2 separate regions of the Homo sapiens genome follow, and region 1 is linked to region 2. The links are chromatin contacts, found by Hi-C or POLR2A ChIA-PET in ENCODE. All regions are on one chromosome and are shown on one strand. The core of a region is the stretch at or near the end of the contact, and the rest is flanking DNA. Distances in the headings are between cores, read along the strand shown. Region 1 overlaps BABAM2 (BRISC and BRCA1 A complex member 2). Region 2 overlaps BABAM2 (BRISC and BRCA1 A complex member 2).

Region 1 (6,454 bases), core at 1,495-3,994, 310 kb after region 2:
CAAGGTAGGTATTATCCCATTTTAAAGATGAGAAAACCTAGACTTAGAGAGTATAGTCAGTTGCCTGAGGTCAGGTAGCAACTGGCAAAGGAGGAATCAAGCCCAGATCTGTCAAATTCCAAACACCGTTTTCTTCCCAGTATGCCATCCCTCCCATCCTTAGTTCTTTAGGTTGCAGCCTGTATTTATTGAGCACTTTTCTATGTGCAAGACTGTATGGCGTGCTTTACCTGCTTCATTTCCAACCCTGAGCTTAAAGTTTTTTCCAGTCTTGGGAATGGGAAAAGAGGAGCACAGAGGTCAGTTCACCTGCCAAAGCTTGCCCACCTCGAGTACACATGCCTTCCTCACTCAACACTCGGCTTCACCCAGATAAGCTGTTCCCCACCCATCTTGCAGACTGAGTGGCTGATTTTTTAACATTTCTGGGGAAAATATCCCCATTCCACACATTCTAGTGGGTCAGACATTGTCCTATAATTGTAATATCCCTGCACGGTATAAGTCCAGCATGGAAACTGCTTGGAAAGGATAATGTAGAAATAAAAATAGGTTAATGAAGGTTTCTGCATGGGGGAATGACATGGTGACCAGTGCTTCTAACCAAGTCTTATGAGGAAACATGTAATCCTTCTGCCAGATATTTGATTTAAACTGTGTCCTGTGTCAGCCTTACATCCAATCCCAAACTTCAGGCCTGACTCTCTGGATTTTTCACATAGTAAGTCCATTATCAAGCCTTCCACTCAGCATCTCCCTTGAACATAAGAGATGTGCAAATAAGTCTTTTTTTTTTTTAATGGAAACGGGATCTTGCTATGTTGCCCAGGCTTATCTCAAACTCCTGGGCTCAAGCGATCCTCCCGCCTAGGCTCCCAAAGTGCTAGGATTACAGGCATGAGCCACCACACCGGCTGATAAGTCTTAAGAGATGTTTTGTAGAGAGGAATTGGTTCCTATACTGAGAAGTAAATAGTCACCCCCTTCTACTAACGAATAATAACTTTTTTTTTTTTTTTTTTGAGACAGAGTCTCATTCTGTCACCCAGGCTGGAGTGCAGTGGTACAATCTCGGCTCACTGCAACCTCTACCTCCTGGGTTCAAGCAATTCTCCTGCCTCAGCGTCCTGAGTAGCTGGGATTACAGGCAGGCACCACCACGCCCAGCTAATTTTTGTATTTTTATTAGAAACAGGGTTTCACCATGTTGGCCAGGGTGGTCTCGAACTCCTGACCTCGTGATCCACCCATCTCGGCCTCCCAAAGTGTTGGGATTACAGGCGTGAGCCACCGCGCCTGGCCTTATTTTTGATTTGTACATACTTTCCAAAGCATTCTCCATTCTAGAGGATTGTACCATGCTGGGGGCATTATAGGAAAGTGTCTGCCACACTGGAATGAGTGGTGTGAGCTTTTTTCCCTAGAAATGTTCAAGGGTAATGCTCATAGAAAGACGTTCACAGTCCTTCACTATGTGTTCAGAGCACTCCACAGTTTGCAATCTTTATCCAGAGCCTCTCTGCTCCAGCTTCTGTCCTCCAGCCTGTATTCCGTCTACCCAGATCCCCCGCATTCCCTCGCTGGGCCTCTACGGTGACTGCTTAATACTTTTCCCTCTGCCTGGATTCTCTTGCTTCTCTCCCTCCCTTCCCAGTCATAGTCCTCCCACTGCCACTGCCTATCCAAATCCTAGTTGTTTTTCAAGGCCCTGCTCAAAGCAGTCTCATCTAATAAGCCTCCTAGAAGCCCTTCGATGGAGTATCTTTGCACCCATACTGCATGGTGGTTGACACCTCTGTTATAACCTTCGTCCTCGTCTCCTTTCCTGAGAACAGTGAGTTGAGGGCATGCTGACACTGTGGGGAGGAGTTGGCCTTACTCAGCTGGGTTTCCCTAGAGCCGGCCATGGTATGTGCTCAGGGAATGTTTGTCAGTTTGGATACATGTTGTTTTCTCTAGAATGTAAAGGTCATAACTAGATCCTTTAGGGAAAAAAGTTAGATTCATTTGAGGAACTTTTTTTTTTCTTCCTAAAGCCACATTAGTCATACTTCGCATTGGGGTAGTCACAATATTCCCAAATTTGTATCTAACTGCTTCATTCTAATTTTTCAAGACAGGAATTTAAACTGACCCTTTACTTTAACCACAGACACCTCATTTGTCCTTTTTCTTCTAATCATTTACATTTGGTACATTGTCTATGAATTCTTTGAAATTAAAAGCTTATGACTTTTTAAAGACTTTGCCCAATTTTTAAATGCTAAGGATTTTGCATTTGAATATATTGTAATTTATTTAAGGATTCTTTTAATCAAACTCTTCCTTAATTTAACCAGATTTCTTTTTTAATCCTCCCAGGCCAGGAGTTTATTTATTGTGACTCAATTCTTTTAAAAATAGAAGTTAAAACAGTACTAAATGCTATTTATGGTGTTCTCTCTTGCTCAATTTCTTTCTGCATCTCATAAAAGCATGTTTCTTTGTACATGTCTAGTGCAGTCCCCATTTCCTCACTAATCAATGCCAGTTAGTCACTAAATATGCATCCACTACCTACCGTGTGTCTAACCCAGTGGCAAACATGTAGGGATCTAACATAAAGATAAGTACACTGAAATTGTCAACAATCCCCCTGAGAAGTGGATTATATGGACATGGAGGCTGGAGAAATCACTGAGCAATGGAGCATGCAAGGAAGGCTTCCTGGAAGAAGGCGGGGCTTGGACTGCATCACAGAGTTGGAAGCAATAGCAGGTTGAAGGGAATGAACACAGAGCCAGGCCCGAGGAAATGAGAATGTCAGAGCAGCAAAGGGGCCAGGATCCAAGTAGGTGGTATATCCAGAGGGCACAGAACCCAGATGGCATAGCAGGCAGGAGGTGCAGAGTTCACACCCGGCCCCTCTCCAGGAAATGTGGACCCTCAGTTCCAGCAGGCAGCCTGGAACAGAGAATCTGCTCACTCAGTGTGTGATGGATGAGGGAGTGGATGAAGCAGAGGGACAGAGAAGCACTTGGGACAGGAGGGGTTCCTACTTTGGGGACCCCTTCATCCCAGCCTCAGCCACTGGTATGCTTTTGTCCTCATGAGAACTCACCCTGAGTGAGCCCTGCTTGGGAGCACAGGTTGGAAGCATGCAGAGTTCTAGAAAAGAGGTATTTCTGATCATCTGAACTTTGATGAGAGTAAAACCAGATAAACCCAGAAAAGCAAGGGGCGCCCTCCAGACAGGGAGAAGGACTTGGCCTGTGAGCTTCCTGACACCAGCGTCTGCTTCCTTCATCTTTGTGTCACCTATTTCTCTTCACAGATACAAAGGGCAGGAGAGTAGTGGGAAACATTGGTAATATAGGACAGGTTGTGGCTTTTCTTTTCTTTTTTTTTTTTTTTTGAGACAGTCTTGCTCTGTCACCAAGGCTGGAGTGCAATGGCGTGATCTCACCTCATTGCAACCTCCCCCTCCCCGGTTCAAGCAATTCTCGTGCCTCAGCCTCCCGAGTAGCTAGGATTTCAGGCACCCACCACCAAGCCAGGCTAATTTTTGTATTTTTAGTACAGACGGGGTTTTACCATGTTCGTCAGGCTGGTCTCAAACTCCTGACCTCAGGTGATCCACCCACCTCAGCCTCCCAAAATGCTGGGATAGATTATGGCTTTTCTACATCGAATATGAGATACCAAAGGAGCAAAATTAAAAGTGGAGAATTATGTTTACAAATATCAAATGGGTTATTGAATCTTTTCCTTTCTATGAGATATTCCTGTCTCCAATTCTGATTCAACTTGTAACCATCTAGAACCAACTCAAAGTCCATCTCTTCTGCAGAGCGGTAACCTCAGGCGGCTGCCCTTCTCCCTGCGTGACACCGCGTGTGTGCCTCTGCCATTGTCTTAGCATGCTCAACTGAAGTTGCTTCTTGACCTTGCCAGGTCTCCTTTTCCAGACCATGAGCTCAAGGGCATGGACACCCTCATTCTTCCTGGCACTCTACCCACTGTGGGTTGTTGTTTTTTTTTTTTTTCTGAAGACTATTCAGTTTTCCTGACCCTCTTAGTTTTTTTAACAAATGCCCCCATTTTCAAAGTAATGTTTATCTGTTTATACACACGCGCACACACACACACACACGATTATGTAAAACATATCCACACACTTTAAAGATTCATAAACACTACTCAACTTAAGAAATAGAATAGTGCCAGTATCATAGACGTCCTGTGGGTGTCTCTCCCAGAAGGAACCACTACCCTGAATTTTATGTTAACTGCCCTCTTGATTTTCTCAATAGCTTTACCACCTAGTATATATCCATAAAAATATATCATTTATTTTTTCTATTTTTGAACTTAATATAAATGGAATCATACTGATTTCTGCGTCTGTGAATATTAATGTCTTACTTTTTTAAACTTTTTAAAATTATAAATATTTAAGGCATACACATGTGTATAAAGACTATGAAAACAAATACCCATGTACCCACCTTAATCAAATCTTCATAATTTGCTGTAATTGCTTCTGAGTTTTTTTAAAAAGAAATAGCACATTGTCAGGCCGGGCACAGAGGCTCATGCCTGTAATCCCAACACTTGGGAGGCCAAGGCGGGCAGATCACCTGAGGTCAGAAGTTCAAGACCAGCCTGGCCAACATGGTGAAACCCCATCTCTACAAAAAAAATACAAAAATTAGCTGGGCATGGTGGCACACACCTGTAGTCCCAGCTACTTGGGAGTTTGAGGCAGGAGAATAGCTTGAAGCTGGAAGGCGGAGGTTGCAGTGAGCCGAGATCACGCTACCACACTCCACCCCGTGTGACAGAGAGACTCTGTCTCAAAAAAGAAAAAAAGAAAGGAAAGGAAAGGAGAAAGGAATAGCAGAAAGGAAAGGAGAAAGGAAAGGAGAGCAAAGGAAAATAGCACACTGTCAATTCAGTTGAAGCCCCCTGAGTGCCCCTCCAAAATGCACCCCCATCCTTTACTCATTCCCTTTTCCCCACCCACAGAGGTAACCACTACCCTTAATTTGGTGTATATCTTTCCTATGCATGTTTTTATACTTTAATTACATAGACATTCCTAAATAGTATGTAATGTGTGCACGTTTTTGATCCTTGTAAGTATATACTGAACAGTGTTCATCTGCAGCTTGCTTTTTTCACTGAACATTTGGTCCTTGAGATTCATCTAGGTTGACACATGTAGCCCTAGCTCATTCATTTAAACTGCTGTAAGGTATTCCTGTGAAAGAATAGGCACAATGTATTTATCCGGTCTCCTGTTGATAGACATTTAAGATGTTTCCAGTTTTTGTTATCACAAGTGGGGCTACTTTAGGCCTTCTCCTGCGATCTTTTTACACACATGTGGTAGTTTCTTAAGAGTGGAATTGCTGTGTCGTGGAGTACATACACCTTTACTTTTACTGTACAAGGTTTTAGCAATTTATATCATCATCATCATCATCAGGGAATGGGAATTCCCAATGTTCCACAGCCTGACAACACTTGGGTATTTTCCAGTTTTAAAATGTTTGTCAATCAAATGGGCATGAAGTGGAAGTTCATTGAGGTTTTAATTTGCATGTGCTTTATATGAGCCTTTACTGAGTGTTTCTCATGTGTCATGCGCTGTACTAAGTGCTAGAAATACTAAAATAACTAATTCACAGCCCCTGCGCTTAAGGACTTCATGGTTCTCTGCAGTGATTCCTACCTGGGGAGGCGAATTAAAATCACTTGAGGTGCATTTTCAGAAATGAGGTTTAGGGAATGCAGGCTCTTAGGTAGGAGGCATTTGTGAAATAGTAAAAGCTAAATCTTCCTTAACACTTGGGCCATCGTGTATAACTTGTTAATGTGTTCTCTGTCATCCAAAAAAGGCTAATTTATTTTCAGTATATCATATTTACTGAGACATGAAGTTTAGAAAGATTTTCATCAAAATAGTTAAAATTTAAGAACCTGAAACATATGCTACAGTTATCAGAAATTTCACATATACAGAACAGTGTATAAAGTTAGATGGAAGAAAAAAACCACTTAAAGAAGGGTGGTAGGGAAAAGAAATGAACACATACTGAGTACCTGTTTGGTTTTTATTTAGTTCTTTCAACAAACACTATGAGATAGAAATTATTATCCTCATTTTACAGATGAGAAAATCAGGATTCAAAGAGGAGAAATATTTTGCCTATGATATCATCACTAATTAATGGTGTAGCCAATATTTGAACTCACTTTATCTGACCTCAAGGGCATACCATGCTGTCTCTTTCCATAATAGGATTTTTTAGCATATGTGGAAAAATCCAAGAAACTTCAAGCTTCAGTTTAATAATATTGAAACTTCAAAGATAAGCCGGGCATAGTGGTTCACATCTATAATCCCAGCACTTTGGGAGGCCGAGGTGGATGGATCACCTGAGGTCAGGAGTTCGAGACCAGCCTGGGC
Region 2 (6,810 bases), core at 3,285-5,784:
TGCAGTAGCCTCTTAGACTCTTTTCTTTTGGGGTTTCTTCTCCAGATTGACACAGTAATGGAAAGTATATAAAAACATGGGGAGGGAAAAACTCCCAGTTTCAAGCCAGAGTACCAAGAAAAGGTGCCACTGGGAGGCAGAGTACGGGGGAAATCACAGAGAAGAGGGGCTGGAGAAAAGGATCCTTTAATCTGTGTGTGAAGTCTCAGGCTTATCCTTGAGCTTCACACATGGAACCGGACAGAATCAGTATAGCAAAGTCTTTGAGAACTGAGCTACAGCATAGAACAGTGCCCAGACTAGCCTCTGGGTGGTGCGTACTTTGGGAAAACCAGAGTAACATTTAAAGGCTTTGAAAACTATTCTGATGAATCAAGTCCACAGAAGATGGTTTAGTGCTTTCACTCTGAACCTAACTTTATGCCAATTCATTTGGCAATTAAGTGAAATGAACACATTCCTTGAAAGAGATAAACTATCAAGATTCACTCAGAAAGAAATAGATTATCTGATTAATCCTATATCTGTTAAATAAATTGAATTTATAGTTAAAAAAAAATCTTTCACAAATGAAATGCCAGACCCAGATTATCTTGGGTGAATTCTACCAAACATTTAAGACAAAAAGTCACCAATTTTATGCAGTATCATCCAGAAATTGAAAAGGATACAACAGTTTCTATCTTACTTTATGAGGCTGACATTTTTCTGATATCAAAATCAGTCAAAGAAAGTAGAAGAAAACAAACAAACAAACTATAGGCCAGTATCCCTCATTTGAACAAAGAAGTAAAACTTTCGAAAAAAATTAGCAAATTGAATTTAGCAACATATATAAAATACATACATATATATGTATACAACATACATTATCTATGTATGTATACAAGTAAAATAATATATCATAATCAAGCAGGTTTTATTCTGGGAATGAAAGCCAAGTTCAACATTTGAAAATCAGTCTATGCAAGTCTCCATATTAACAGACTAATACAAGATAAACTGTATGATCATATCAATGGATGCAGAAAAAACTAAAATTTAAAATCTGTTCATAATAAATACTCTTAGCTAAATAGGAATAAAAGGGAATTTCCTCAGCCTCAAACTTATAAAGGACATCTACCCAGAACCTACAGCTTAATATCATACATGGTGAAAGACTGAATGCTTTTCTTCTAAGACTGAGAATGAGGCAAAGATGTTCACTTTCCCAAATCCTATATAACATAGTACTGGAAGTTGCAGGAAGTCAAGAAAAAGAAATAAAAGGCATATGGATTGGAAAGGAAGAGATAAATCTACCTAATTTGCGTATAATGATTGTCTATGTAGAAAATCCCAACGCATATTCAAAAAATCCTAGAACTTACGAGTTTTTTAAGGTTACAGGATGTAAGATCAGCATAGGAAAATCAATCCTATTTCTTTATACTAGCAATGAACAATCAGAAACAGAAAGTTAAAAAATAGTACCAATTATAATACCTTCCTGCCAAAAAAATGCTTAGTTATAAATCTAATAAGGTATGTTCAGTATCTATATGTAGATAAAGGAATTGAAGAAGACCTCAATAAATACAGAGATATATAATATATTCAAGGATGGGAAGACTCAACATAGTTAAGATGTTTTCCCTAATTAGTTTTAATTAGTTTCCTAAGTCAATTTTCCCTAAATTAATGTACACTATTTAGTGTAATCCCCATCAAAATCCCAGCAGGATTGGGTAGATATTGACAAGATGATTTTAAAATTTACGTGGGAAGCAAAGAATTAAAATAGCCAAAACAATTTTGGAAAAGAACAATAAAAATGGAGGAGTCAGACTACTCAGTTTGAAGACTTATTATCAAGGCAGTGTGATATTGGCAAAAGAAGAGCCATAGATCAATAGAACAAAATAGTCCAATAATAGATCCATATAAATATGGTCAATGATTTTCCACAAAAACGCAAAGGCACTTCAATGGCAAAAGGAGTCTTCTCAGCAAGTAGACATCTACATGCAAAAAAAAGGACCTTGACTTATATTTCAAACCATGTTCAAAAATTGGTGAATCACATTCTTAAATGGAAAATTTCAAACCATAAAAATCCAAGAAGTAACCATAGAAGGAAGGCTTTGTGACTTGGGCTGGGCATTGAGTTAGATACAACAGTAGAAACATAATCCATAAAAGAAAAAAGTTGATAAATTGGATTTCACTGAAGCTTAAAACTTTTGCTCTGCTGAAGAGACTGTTAAGAGGAAGAGGAGGACAAGAAGCAGTAAGAGAAAATATTTGCAAATCATGTATCTAACAGAGAACAAATTTCAAGAATATGTAGCTTTCAAAAGTCAACATTAAGAAAACCAACAACAATAAAAAAAATGGGGAACAGATCTGAACAGATACTCCACCAAGGAATATATACAGGTAGCAAATAAACACATGAAAAGATGCTCAACTTTATTAGTCATTAGGAAAATGCAGATTAAAATCATTATGAGATGCCATGATGTACCTGTTAGAATGACTAAAATCAATGACAATAATAACAAAATTGACCATATTAAATGTTGGCACGAATGTGTAGAAACTGGAACTCTCATGCGTTGTTGGTTTGCTAAATGTAATAGTCACTCAGGAAAAAAGGTTGGCAGTTTGTTTTATGGTTAAAGATACACTTCATCATATGACCTAGCAATCCAGTCTTAAACATTTATCTAGAAATGATAAATGTACATTCACGCAAAACATGTACATATATGTTTGTAGCAGCATCATTCATAATCATCACAAACTGGAAATCACCTACATGTCTTTCATTGGGTAGATGGATATACAAACTATGGTACATCTGTACAATGGAATATACTAGTAGGCTATAAAAAAGGAGCAAGCTATTGATACATGCAGCAATTTGAGTCTCAAATGCCTTATGCTAAGTGAAAGAAGAAGCTGGTCTCAAAAGGTTACATACTGCATGATTCCATTTATATGGCATTCTGGAAAAATGCAAAACTGAAGGGGCCAAGAGCAGGTCAGAGGTTTCCAGGAATAAGGAATGGTCGGAATATTTAAATACACAGGGATAGCATGAAGACATATTGGAGAGTGATAGAATTGTTCTGTATCCTAATTTTGGTGATGTTTACACAAATCTCTGCATGTTATACAACTCTTATAGGTGTACAGAAAAAGATGAATTTTACTGTGTATAAAGTTAAAAAATAGTTTATAATTTTTATGTCACCTTTTTTCTTTTTACTGTTTGAATGTGGCTACTGGTAAGTTTAAAATTATGTATGTGGCTTGCATTATTATTTCTATTACATAGCACTGCTTCAGATATTAGAAGTGCAAAGAAGGATTAGGTGTGGTCCGAAGTCTAGGAGAGGGATATGGCAGAAGGAAGTCTTCTAAGAAGAGGAGGCAAATTTAAATGACCTAAGTTTAGCCTCTGCCCCCTACTTCCATCCTTTGTTCTACAGATTTTGTTTGAGAGCCTAATTCATGTAAATATGCCAACTCTCAGATGTAGTAATTCCTTAGAGTCTTTTTCCTTGATATTGGAAATTAAACTCTACCACTCAAGATGAAAAGAATGCTGTGCAATGGAATAATTAGTGGCATCCTTGCATTTGTAGGCACAACAGCCTACATTGCTGAGGCAGTTGACAAGTTCCTTGACAAACTTGTGATGAATGTTTAAGTTCATATTATTATTGGTTAGACATTATTGTTTAAATTATTGCACCCAAGATTGTTTATTGTTTATAAATTGTCATAAAGGGAGGTTTCCAGAAGGATGCCTAGCCAGTATGTTTATAATTTGAAGTTAGGAGTGCCAACCCAAAATTGGAGTAGAATCTAAGAATATCATGATGGACTTTAAATAGGTAAATCTAGCGATACTGAAATATAATACAGATAAATTTAAAATTTCAAAATGGATTCTAAAATTTAGTTGTCCCAGTTAAGAAGAGGGATATGTAGCTTAGCAGTGGTAAATACATAAAAATGTTAGGGCTTTTAGTTAATAAGAAGCATAATAGGAGTCACTACTGATGAGGCTGCCAAAAAAGCTATTTTAACTTACAATGCCATTTATCAATAGAAGTTTAATACATAAATTAAGGCATGGATTTTTGTATTTGTTTCTGTGCTCTTTAGAACACACCTAGAATCTTATCTTGAGATCTGGGTGTTATCCTCTAAGAGAGCTATAGACAAACTGGTACATATTCAGAGAGGAGAGAGCCAAATGATGAAGGAAATTGAAACAAGTCAGATGAGGAATAGTGAAGGAGACTGGGATAGTAAGCCTGTCTAAGAGGTGACTCCTAGTGGGGTTGAAAGATAGGTCACGAGAACTGCCTTCAAATAATTGAAGGGCTGTGATATTACAGATAAATTAAACTTGTCCCATAAAGTTCTCAGAACCAGCAAATGGAATTTTCAGAGAGATATTAAATTTCAGTGTAAGGACACACTAAGGGTTAGAGCTAACTCTTGGAAATGAGTCACCTCTTCAAAGTTTTTCGTAAAGCTCTGAAATGGTTTGGATATGTGTCACCTCCAAATATCATGTTGAAATGTGACCTCCAGTGTTGGAGGTGAGCCTAGTGGGAAGTGTTTGGGTCATGGGGGTGGATCCCTCATGAATGGTGTGGTGCTGTCCTTGTGATAATGAAAGAGTTCTTGCTCTGACTTCATGTGAGATCTGGTTGTTTAAAAGAGCGTGGCACCTCCTCTTGCTCTCACTGCCACTCTCATCTTGTGATGTGCCTGCTCTCCCTTCACCTCCTGCCATGATTGTAAGCTTGCTGAGGTCTTTGCCAGAAGCAGATGCTGGCACCATGCTTCCTGTACAGCCTGCAGAACTGTGAGCCAATTAAACCTCTTTTTATAAATTATCCAGTCCTCGGTTAGTTCTTTATAGTGATGCAAAAATGGACGGACACAAACTCTATTGCTTGAACTTACTTTTTGTTGAGACTATCTCCTTCAAACTGGCGTTTCCACAAAGTTCTTGTCTGACTCTCACTTCCATACTTGGAGTTTCAGTCAGTAATCATTTAATGCAGCAACTGATAAGAATAATCTATCATTGGCAGAAAACCAGTCATTTACCTTTTTCTTTTTTTCTTTTTCAAGTTTCATTTTAGGTTCTGGGGTTACATGTGCAGGTTTGTTACGTGGGTAAATTGCATATCACTGGGGTTTGGTGTACAAAAGATTTAGTCACCTAGATAGTGAGCAAAGTACCCGATTGGTAGGTTTTTGACCATCACCCTCCTCTCACCCTCCACCCTCAAGTAGGCCCCAGTGTCTATTATTCCCCTCTTTGTGTCCATGTATACTCCAATGTTTAGCTTCCACTTACAAGTGAGAACATGTGGTATTTGGCTTTCTGTTCCTGGTTAGTTTGGTAGGATAATAGCCTCCAGCTACATCCATATTGCTGCAAAGGACATGATCTCATTCTTTTTTATGGCTGTGTAGTATTCCATGGTGTATATGTACCACATTTTCTTTTTTTCTTTTTTTTTTTTTGAGATGGAGTCTTACTCTGTTGCCCAGGCTGGAGTGCAGCGGCACAATCTCGGCTCACTGCAACCTCCACCCCCTGGATTCAAGCAATTCTCCTGCCTTAGCCTCCCAAGTAGCTGAGACTACAGGCATGCGCCACCATGCCCAGCCAATTTTTGTATTTTTTTGTTTAGTAGAGACGTGGTTTCGCCATGTTAACCAGGCTGGTCTCGAACTCCTCACCTCAGGTGATCCATCTGCCTCAGCCTCACAAAGTGCTGAGATTACAGGTGTGAGCCACTGCGCCTGGCCTATGTACATTTTCTTTATCAGATTCACTCTTGATGGGCATCTAGGATGATTCCAAGTCTTTGCTATTGTGAATAGTGCTGCAATGAACATATGAGTATATGTGTTTTTTTCATAGAATGATTTATATTCTTTTGGGTATATACACAGTAATGGGATTGCAGGGTTGAATGGTAGCTCTATTTTAAGTTCTTTGAGAAATCTCCAAACTGCTTTCCACAGTGGCTGAACTAGTTTATGTTCCCACCAACAGTGTGTAAGCATTTCCTTTTCTGTGCAGCCTCACCAGCATTTTGTTATTTTTTGACTTTTTAGTAATAGCCATTCTGACTGATGTTAGATGGTATCTCGTGGTTTTGATGTGTATTTCTCTAATGATTAGTGATTGTATTAGTTGTATTAGTATTGAATTGTTTCTTAGAAACTATGTTTTCCTGGCAGTTATTGAAACTGATAGACAAAATAGTATGATAATATTTCACTGGTGAGGAATAAGGCAAGTATCCTGTGGACAGGCTGTGTTCCTTCTGTAATTAGGGAGTAGGAGATATGGTCCACTCTGCATATCTGGTAAGTGAGCCTTCCTGAGATGGTGCTGATACCTTCTAAAAATTGTCAGCTGCTAAGGCACAAGCGTGTAAATAAAATCTACTTTGTATTTAACATTTCTGTGATTTCATGTATGTGTCATATTATAAAGCACTGTTGATGTGCATTTTGAAAGGAAGGAACTTCTGCCCCCATTGCTCCCACTGTTATAGCCTGGCAAGTTTCAGGGAGTAATGAAAAATAAGACTTGAAACTCTTATTTTGTTGTTAGGTGGTTGTAACACTTCTTCCTTTTTTTTAAACCTCGCCTTATAGCACCTCTGATCCTGCTTTTATTTCTTTGTTCTCCTGCATACTCTTCCATTTTATGAAAAGTTGGAGTAAGCAGTGTCCAGGTAATCTGTACTCTGTGTTCATATCATCTGCTCCAGG

The links. Hi-C counts contacts between places; a loop is a spot of excess contacts on that map. ChIA-PET counts read pairs that join two places held with the same protein, here RNA polymerase II (POLR2A). Pooled maps may share reads with other maps.
Region 1: POLR2A ChIA-PET joins it to region 2 with 10 read pairs in AG04450. The contact joins two enhancer-like sites. A Hi-C loop is called at or near these places in 1 of 50 pooled maps. POLR2A ChIA-PET finds 5 or more read pairs at or near these places in 6 of 52 experiments (A549, AG04450, CD4-positive, alpha-beta T cell and 3 more).

What each region holds. Positions count from the first base shown.
Region 1 is chr2:28,284,952-28,291,405 of GRCh38, forward strand. The region is part of intron 10 of BABAM2 (BRISC and BRCA1 A complex member 2); the gene reads left to right. Among named protein-coding and RNA genes, the nearest start is that of BABAM2-AS2, 22 kb to the right of the region's middle. Within about 2 kb of position 2,745, at least 3 of the 41 ENCODE cell types and tissues checked have a DNase peak (open chromatin) inside an H3K27ac peak, as active enhancers do.
Region 2 is chr2:27,973,502-27,980,311 of GRCh38, forward strand. All of the region lies in intron 3 of BABAM2 (BRISC and BRCA1 A complex member 2), which reads left to right. Among named protein-coding and RNA genes, the nearest start is that of MIR4263, 19 kb to the right of the region's middle. Within about 2 kb of position 4,535, at least 7 of the 41 ENCODE cell types and tissues checked have a DNase peak (open chromatin) inside an H3K27ac peak, as active enhancers do.